Linked DNA regions of Homo sapiens: region 2 is linked to region 1. Evidence: read pairs that join two places in POLR2A ChIA-PET (ENCODE). Cell type or tissue: Panc1. All regions are shown on one strand. Each heading gives the region's core, and the rest is flanking DNA. Links, peaks and the distances in the headings are about the cores only.

Region 1 (4,403 bases), core at 119-4,118:
CCACTGTGCCTGGCCTTTTCTTTCTTTTGTTTTTTAACAGGCACTTGTGAACATTTCTAGCTATTTTCTTCTGATAAGACATTGCTATCATATCTTCCTTTAATTTTCTGAGAAGGGTTTTCTTTAGTTCTTTGAGCATGCTTAGAATAGCTGTTTTATTTTTATATTTTATTTTATTAATTTATTTATTTATTTATTTGACAGAGTCTTGCTCTGTCACCCAGGCTGGAGTGCAGTGGCGCAATGTCGGCTCACTGCAACCTCCGCCTCCCGGGTTCACGCCATTCTCCTGCCTCAGCCTCCCAAGTAGTTGGGACTACAGGTGCCCGCCACCACACCTGGCTAATTTTTTGATTTTTAGTAGAGACGGGGTTTCACCATGTTAGCCAGGAAGGTATCGATTAGAATAGCTGTTTTGAAGCCTTGTCTACTAGGTCCACTATCTGGACCCCTTCAAAGGCAGTTTCTATTGCTGGCTTTTTTTTTCTTGTGTATGGGTCACACTTTCTTATTTTTTTGTTTGGTTTTGTTTTTGCATGCCTGGCAATTTTTTGTTGAAAACTAAATATTTTAGGTAATATTTTGTAGCAACTGTGGATACTGACGCCACTGCTAGGGGTGGTGATGGTTATTGTTTGCTGGGGTTTATTTATTTGCTTAGCGACTTGACTAAAGTAATCCTGCAAAGTTTGTGTCCCTTGCAGTGTGCAGCCTCTGACATTCAACCTCAGATTTCTCTGACCTTGTTATTCTCTTTTAGCCTGGCCACTTAGGCTAGGAATCACTTCTGGCAGGTCACCTTCTTATTGTTCATATGTTGTACTTAAGCCTGCTTAGCAGTTAGATGTTTATTGTTGGAAATGTGTGTTGCTTGAAGGTTGCTAGCCCAGTTGTGGGGGAAGGGGTTACCTTTTTCTCTCATGTTCTATTATCTTAGAGCTCTGTGGTCACTCCTCTGATCACACCCTGGAAAGGTACAGCCTTGGACATGCATACAGTCTTCCAGACTGCCAGGGAAGACTGCAATATTATTATTTACTTTATTTTTATTTGTTTATTTTTTGAGACAGGGTCTCATTCTGTCACCCAGGCTGAGTGCATAGCTCACTACAGCCTCAACCTCAAGGCTCAAGTGATCCTCCCACCTTAGCCTCCCTAGTACCTGGGACTACAGATGTGCACCACCACGCTCAGCTAATTTTTAAATTTTTATTTTTAGAGATGGGGTCTTGCTTTGTTGCCCAGGCTGGTCTCCAACTCCTTGCTTCAAGTGATCGTCCTGCCTCAGCCTCCCAAAGTGCTGGGATTACGGGCGCCAGCCATCATGCCTGGCCTCTTTGTCATCTTGATTTGCCTTTCCCCTGGGACAGAACCTGTGCAAGACTGCAAGGAGCTGGGGTCAGGGACCCACTTTTCCCAGAGTGATGAATGCCCAGATTTGCAAGTAGGTACTGGGGTGGCAGCTGTGGCAGCTGTGGATAAGCCTGTTCTTCTTGGCTTGTCCGTTGCAGCATGGAACCTCCCTACTACTAGTGAGTGAGCTGGGTGGGGGTGACAGAGGCCCCAGTATTCTCAGCCTGCTTCACCTGGAGTAGAACTTCTACCCTACAATCAAGGGAGGCAAGATAGAGAAGGGGAGTTGGTACTGCCTAGAATAGAGCTTCTGCAACACAGGGCTGGGGGCAGGAGGGGTGAAACCATACCCTCAGACTGGCAGGTGGAAAGGGGGGATGAAAAGAGAGCCCCCATCATCTTGGCCACACCTGCCCAGAGTGGAGGGTGCAGAATGGGTAGCACTTCCATTAACACTGAGCTATGGGTGCAGAGGGTAAGGAAGCAGGAGGTGGCTCAACTGCCACAGACCCTTCCTACGAAGGTTTAATATATTTTTTTGAGGGACTTTTTCTTTGTTTCCTGTACATCCTTTGAACAATTTCCAGGGGCTTTAAATTATTGCCTTTTTATTATTTTCACCACTTGAGTTGTTTTGCTGGAGAGAGGGTCTGCTGAGCTTGCTTCACCATTCTGAATGTCCTGTCCTACACAGATGGTTTCTTTAACCTCCATATTTGATTGGATTGATGGTCTTTTGACTGCTCCATTTGGGAGGAATGAAAGCTAAGAAAGTCATTAAGGGCCAAAGGATGGGAAGTAATGACTTGTGGATGTTGCCTGCAAATAGCAGTTGCTTAATGCAAACTCTGGTTGCTTCTTAAAATTTTAAATGATGTCATATTTTCTCCACTCCACCCTCAAAAGTTATCAAAACAGAATGCTGGCAGCTCACTTTCATTTCATATCACAAATAAGTGACACACAGTATTTTCAAGTTGGAAGGAGACATCAAACAAATGAGGAAATAAGTCCCAAGAGGACAGGACTTGCTATTCTAGTTTTCCAATTTTTGTAGGAAATAGGAAGTGGTAGTCAAACAACAAATGATGTCTTTAAAATGGTATTTTCAAATCGAGTACTGTTTCTGGATAGCACAAACTATTTACAACTCAGCAGGGTCATAGCAGGCTTTATATTCTCCAAAGAATGCATTTTCTTTCCTGAGACAGAGGGCCCTAGACAAAGAGCTGAATCAAGACATTCCTTCACAACAGCAACAATTTGAAAGTTCAGTTCAAATACAATTTGAAATCTAAAGAACTCAGTTGTAACATTTTAAAATAGAAAGATAATTCTCTACTTAAAAAGTTATCATGTCAGTTCTTTTTTTAAAAAAAAAACATATTAAGAAATATTTCTTTTTTCTTTTTTCTTTTTATTTTTTTTTAAGATGGAGTTTCACTCTTGTTTCCCAGGCTGGAGTGCAATGGTGCGATCCTGGCCTGACCTCCAGTGATCTGCCAGCCTCAGCCTCCCAAAGTGCTGGGATTACAGGCATGAGCCACCATGCCCATCTATTTTTTGTATTTTTAGTAGAGACGGGGTTTCACCATGTTGGCCAGGCTGATCTCAAACTCCTGACCTCAAGTGTTCTGCCTGCCTCGGCCTCCCAAAGTGCTGGGATTATAGGCATGAGCCACCGAGCCCAGCCAATATTTTAATTTAAAAAATTGTTTTAAATTTAAATCACTTCATGAATTTGCATGTTATCCTTGCATGGGGGCCATGCTAATCTTTCATTTATTCCAATTTTAGTGTATGTGCTGCCGAAGCAAGCACTCTAAATTTTGTCTTACCACAATCCTTTGAAGTAGAAAGTAGTAATAGTATTAGTACTAATAGTGGAAGTTGGGAGACTTGGGTTTTAGTTTTACCTCTTTCAGTTATTGTCTCTAAACCTTGGGGAAAAATCATTTAATCTTCTTGTGCCTCAGTTTTCCCAGAAGCTACACCCTTAGCATCCTGTGGTATTCTAGAACACTATTACTTCTAAATGTTTTGCAGAATGCTATTAAGCATTAGGAGTGGTAGAGTATTCACACCTTCATTTTGGAGGTGAGGAAACCAGACCATCTGCATATTTACTGATTTGGCCAGTATCAGACAGCCAGGGAGCAGGAGATCCAGGGCTTGAACCCAGGTTTCTCCAGGCAAATCTGTGCTCTAGACACAGAGTGAAAGTCAATGGGCTCTAACACACACAGATTACCAAGGTGTTCCAGGAGCTACAAGATGAACAAAACAAGGCCTCATCCTCAGGGCTTTTCCATGCTGCCTCCTGGCCCTTCCCACTCCTTCCTATTGTACGTAGTGTCTACTCCACCACGAGACTTGTGTCAGCATTGACGTCAAGAATATAACAGCCTCTCTTGATGTCTACCAATGCTTTGCCTCCACATAAGTCATTCAGTTTCTCTGTGCCTTGGTTTTCACTTGAAAAAACAAAACAAAACAAAAAAACCTTCCAACTGCAGTACGATGCAGCAAAGCCCAGCTGACTGCATAACGAATGTGAAACTTTAAAGTGCAGGAATGGAGTATGGTACCTGTTTCTAGTGACACCGTTTCTCCAGAGCATCTCTATGTAACCATGGTTTTCATATCCTCATAAATATACTACGACATAGCACACCGGGAGTATAGTTACGACAAAAATTTCCCATATAATAAAGGTTGTCTTGGCGGGGCATGGTGGCTCATGCCTGTAATCCCAGCACTTTGGGAGGCCAAGGCAGATGGATCATGAGGTCAGCAGGTCAAGACTATCCTGGCCAACATGGTGAAACACCGACTCTACCAGAAATACAAAAATTAGCTGGGTGTGGTGGCGTGCGCCTGTAATCCCAGTTACTCAGGAGGCTGAGGCAGGAGAATCTCTTGAACTCAAGAGGTGGAGGTTGCAGTGAGTCAAGAAAATGCCATTGCACTCCAACCTGAGCGGCAGAGCAAGACTCCATCTCAATAAATAAATAAATAAGGGTTGTCTCCAGTCTTTGTCTATATAGCTC
Region 2 (4,403 bases), core at 215-4,214, 70 kb before region 1:
AAGACTTTGGGGGGTGGAATTGATATATTTTGCAGTACTAGTTACTAGTGGGTGGACTACATGTGAGGATTATGGAATAAAAATTTTTTTGAACAAAAGGTGTGCATTATAAACAAGTCTCATTATATTATTATTATCATTTTTTCTTTCGAGGTGGGAGTAGACAGAAGAGACAATCAGGATAATCTTGTCTGTCATAGCCAGAGAACATCAGAAAAATACTCCATTTAAAGAGAATTTATTTTCTCTGGCTGGCAGAAACAAACGCTTGTATATCTTATATATAATTATATACATATATATGTATACATATATACACACACATATATATATGTATACATATATACGCACATATATGTATACATATATACGCACATATATGTATACATATATACACACATATATATATACATGTATATACACATATATATGTATACATATATATATATATATGTATAACACTTTATAAAATACCTGGATACCTGGTGGGTATAGACTAATGCAGAATAAGCTATTCTTTAAAATCTAGTATCCACAGATAATAACAAGTATTGGTGAGGAAGTGGAGAATTAGACATTGCTAGTGGGAATGTAAAATGGTGCATCTGCCTTGGACAGCACTTTAGCAGTTCCTTACATGGTTAAACATAGAGTTATAAGACCAAGCAATCCTACAACTAAATATATACCCAAGAGAAATAAAAACATATGTCCACATAAAAAGGTGTACACAAATGTTCCTTGCAGCATTATTTGTAATAGCCAAAAAGTGAAAACAGCCTACATGTCCATCAGTTGATAAATGGATAAATATAACTGATATATTCATACAATGGAAAATAATTTGATAATAAAAAGGAATGAAGTATTGATGCTACCACACGGATGAACCTTGAGAACATGCTTTGTAAAAGAAACCAATCACAAGAGACTACATATTATTCCATTTAGGAAAAGTTTTCAGATTAGGGAACTACCTAGACACCAAAGTAGTTTGATTAGTAGATACCCAGACCTAGGACTGGTGGATTTGCCAGCGGGGAGTAACTGCTAATGGGTACAGGGTTTCTTTTTGGAATGACAAAAATATTCTAAAATGGATTGTGGTAATGGTTGCCCAATCTGTGAATATACTAAAAACCATTAAAGTGTGCACTTTAAATGGGTGTATTGTATGGTATGTGAATTACATCTCAATAAAGCTGTTTTTAAAAACCTAGCTTCCAATATCTTGGCATCTTGGCCTGTTTCCTCCACTACTTGCTGCAGCTAGAGCTTTTTGCAGTGGTATTTGGGAAAAGTAATGTGTGGACCTCTGGTATCTTAAGTCCTCTACTGTAAGGATATTTTCTGAGATTTCATTAAAAATTATTACTTAATTAAGCCTGGAATTGCAACCCAATAGCTTCTCAGTAGGAATACACCATCTGTGCTGTTCTTTAGATGAGTTTATTCTAAAAGGACATTTTATATTTCAAAGTGTGCATTGATTTAATGTATGTAGCACTGCTATATAGACTTACAGGCTGAGTTTTTAAGTTTTTAAAAATATTTTATCAAGTATATACAGCCATTGTATTTTTACTGTTTTATGAGCACTATTGACTCAAGGGGCGTTAATTTTGAATGGTTTTAATTTTATCCAGTTACTGCCTTAGGCTATGTTTTGTGGAATCTTGCTTTTCTATCCCTTAACAATATCTAGCAGATCTTTTAGCACTCACTACTGCGGGTCACTTTCTCATTATTAGAAGGTCAACCTGGTCCATTTTTAAACTCCCATCTTATACCTGATTTAAATCTAATATCTTCTTTCTACTCCATCAAAATGCGAGGAACATGGTCTGGTACCTCCTTTTTCCCCCTAATCAAGCCGTAACTCCTTGCGGGTGAGGGATAGGTAATAAGTGAGAACAGTGTCCCTTTACCTAATTTCACATGGTTGTCATCTTCCTGCATCTTTGGCAAATACAGCCTTGCCATCCATGCCTTCTGGGTAACAGGTGTCAAAATGCTTCTTCACATTGGGTAACTGGGAGAGTTCACTGCCCAGTTCCCTGATGTTGAAGACCTAGCCTAGACTCAACCCCCTTGCCCAGCCCAGCCCATTTCCCAGTAGTGTACTGGTAAATGTTTAACAAAAGGCTGGGCAGGGGTGGTATGTGTATATGTACATACCTAAGTTTATTGTACATTTTACTGATGTAAACAATGTATAGTAAATAATTTACAACAGTAAACAATGTATAATAAATAATTTATAAATTATAAAATATACAGTACTCTTAAATGTAAATTTCATATAGCCAGCTGATTCTTCCAGAAAGGCATTGATATTTGCCAAACTCTTTCCTGTGTATTCATCCTGTGATTGCACCTGACAAATGAGTATATTTCTAACATGACTGTTGGGTGATATTTTCATTTAAGAAATAAGACAAAGTGAAACAAAGATGTCAGAGCTTGTTTTTAGTAATGTCATGAGCAACTTCTTTGCTAAATCAAATAATAGTTTTCAAATACTAGAAGAATGTGTCCTCCAATTTTTGTACTGTTCACAGTGTGAGGACTCTAGAGATGATAGACTTTTAAGTTTAATCTGCATTATTAGCATCTTCTTTATCACTTCCTTAAGTCTAGACAGTCAACAATAAATCAAGTCCTGATTTTGTACCATTTTTGCATTTCAAGTTGCCAACATAACTCTTAATAAATGGATAATTGGGACAAGATGCATGCTAGCACAATTTTTCCCACCATGCACATAGACAATAAAAAAGTAAGAGCATAGAGGGTAATAGTAAACTGATTAAGAAGTGATGAGTTTTTAAGTATTTTCTATGTTTGTTTTTAATATTACCTATTTAATTATAAGTTTGTATAATGTTTTAATAATGGCTCCAGAGCACCACTGCCCCTCACACACAGCATTCTTCTAAGAATCTCTTTGCTATCAGAGTCCCCTCACCTGTGTGCTCCTTTCTTTTTTTTTTTTTTTTTTTTTTTTTTTGAGACAGAGTCTCGCTCTGTCAGATAGGCTAGAATGCAGTGGCACAATCTCAGCTCACTGCAACCTCCGTTTCCCAGGCTCAAGTGATTCTCCTGCCTCAGCCTCCCGAGTAGCCGGGATTACAGGCGTGTGCCACCACGCCTGGCTAATTTTTGTATTTTTAGTAGGGACAGGGTTTCACCATGTTGGTCAGACTGGTCTCAAACTCCTGACCTCGTGATCCGCCCATCTCGGCCTCCCAAAGTGCTGGGATTACAGGCGTGAGCCATCACGCCCAGCCTGTGCTCCCTTCTTGATAGGACACTGACAAGATAGCAAGGATCGTACAGACCGCTTTTTTTGCCACTTCCTCTCTCTACTCAGCTAGTCTAGGAGCAGGTCAGCAGGTCAGCTACCTAAGCAACTCATATCTGATTTAAATTTCCAGACAGGGATAACACTCAAGAGTCTCCTTGAAGACACTCTGAATCTTTACTAACGAATCTCTTGGTACCCTCCCGAAGTGGCTTTGAGAAAGGAAAGCCATCTTTTGGAGGGGAGGGTGTGGAGAACAGGACACCTCCACTGCCACACAAACTACACTCCCAAGGTAGTAGCTCAGTATTCCCACAAACGTCCTTTCTCTTCTTTTTCATGTTTTATGTTGGACTCCTGGAGCTGGCAGAGCCAGCTTATCTTAATAAGTCCTGAGGGAGATATTAATGTCTCCTTGGAATTTGGGATAGTTAATACCTCTTTTAGTATCCCTGGTTATTGATTCTGAAGCAGTAGCACATGTTGCTAGATTTAGGCAGTTTTATTTAGCATTCCCAATTTTAGATCTAGTTTGATAATGTCCATTATTTGATTTAAATCATGGAAATGATCGTTTTTCTCCCTTAATCACTACAAGTCACACACTGTTATGTCTTTTGAGGATACTTAATCTTTCTGGTTTGGGTTAAGCCTATAATTAGTAGTCAGGTTTTTCTACCTTCCAAACTACAAAAACCCAACTTTGTCCTAATCACTTCATTTTAGACTCAGAGGAATTCCAGTGTTTCTAAATCCTGATAACATTATATATGTATGTATAATTTTAATTTTTATTGTAGATTCAGGGAGTGCATATGCAGGTTACAAAGGTATATTGCGTGTTGCTAAAGTTTGGGGTTCTGTTGATCGTGTCACCCAGATAGTGAACATAATACCCAATAGGAAGTTTCTCAGCCCTTGCCCCCTTCCCCGACTCTCACTCTCCTTTTGAAGTCCTTAGTGCCTTTTGTTCCCATCTTTACATCTGTGTGTGCCCAGGCTTAACTCCCACTTATAAGTGAGACAATGCAGTATTTGGTTTTCTGTTTCTATGTTAATTCACTTAGGATAGTGGCCTTCAGCTGCATCCATGTTGCTG

What was found. ChIA-PET counts read pairs that join two places held together with the same protein. Peaks named below come from ENCODE experiments on the same cell type or tissue, not always from the same donor. Only the 100,000 strongest peaks of a DNase experiment are listed, where the experiment ranks them.
Region 2: POLR2A ChIA-PET joins it to region 1 with 7 read pairs; 2 of 35 experiments call an interaction of 5 or more read pairs at or near these places.

The regions. Positions count from the first base shown.
Region 1 is chr3:23,638,419-23,642,821 of GRCh38, forward strand. It overlaps the pseudogene RNU6-788P. Among named protein-coding and RNA genes, the nearest start is that of UBE2E1, 170 kb to the right of the region's middle. In Panc1, for the core only: no CTCF peak of the experiment used is centred there; no DNase peak of the experiment used is centred there; H3K27ac peaks cover 373 bases.
Region 2 is chr3:23,568,298-23,572,700 of GRCh38, forward strand. The region is part of intron 5 of UBE2E2 (ubiquitin conjugating enzyme E2 E2); the gene reads left to right. Among named protein-coding and RNA genes, the nearest start is that of UBE2E1, 240 kb to the right of the region's middle. In Panc1, for the core only: no CTCF peak of the experiment used is centred there; no DNase peak of the experiment used is centred there.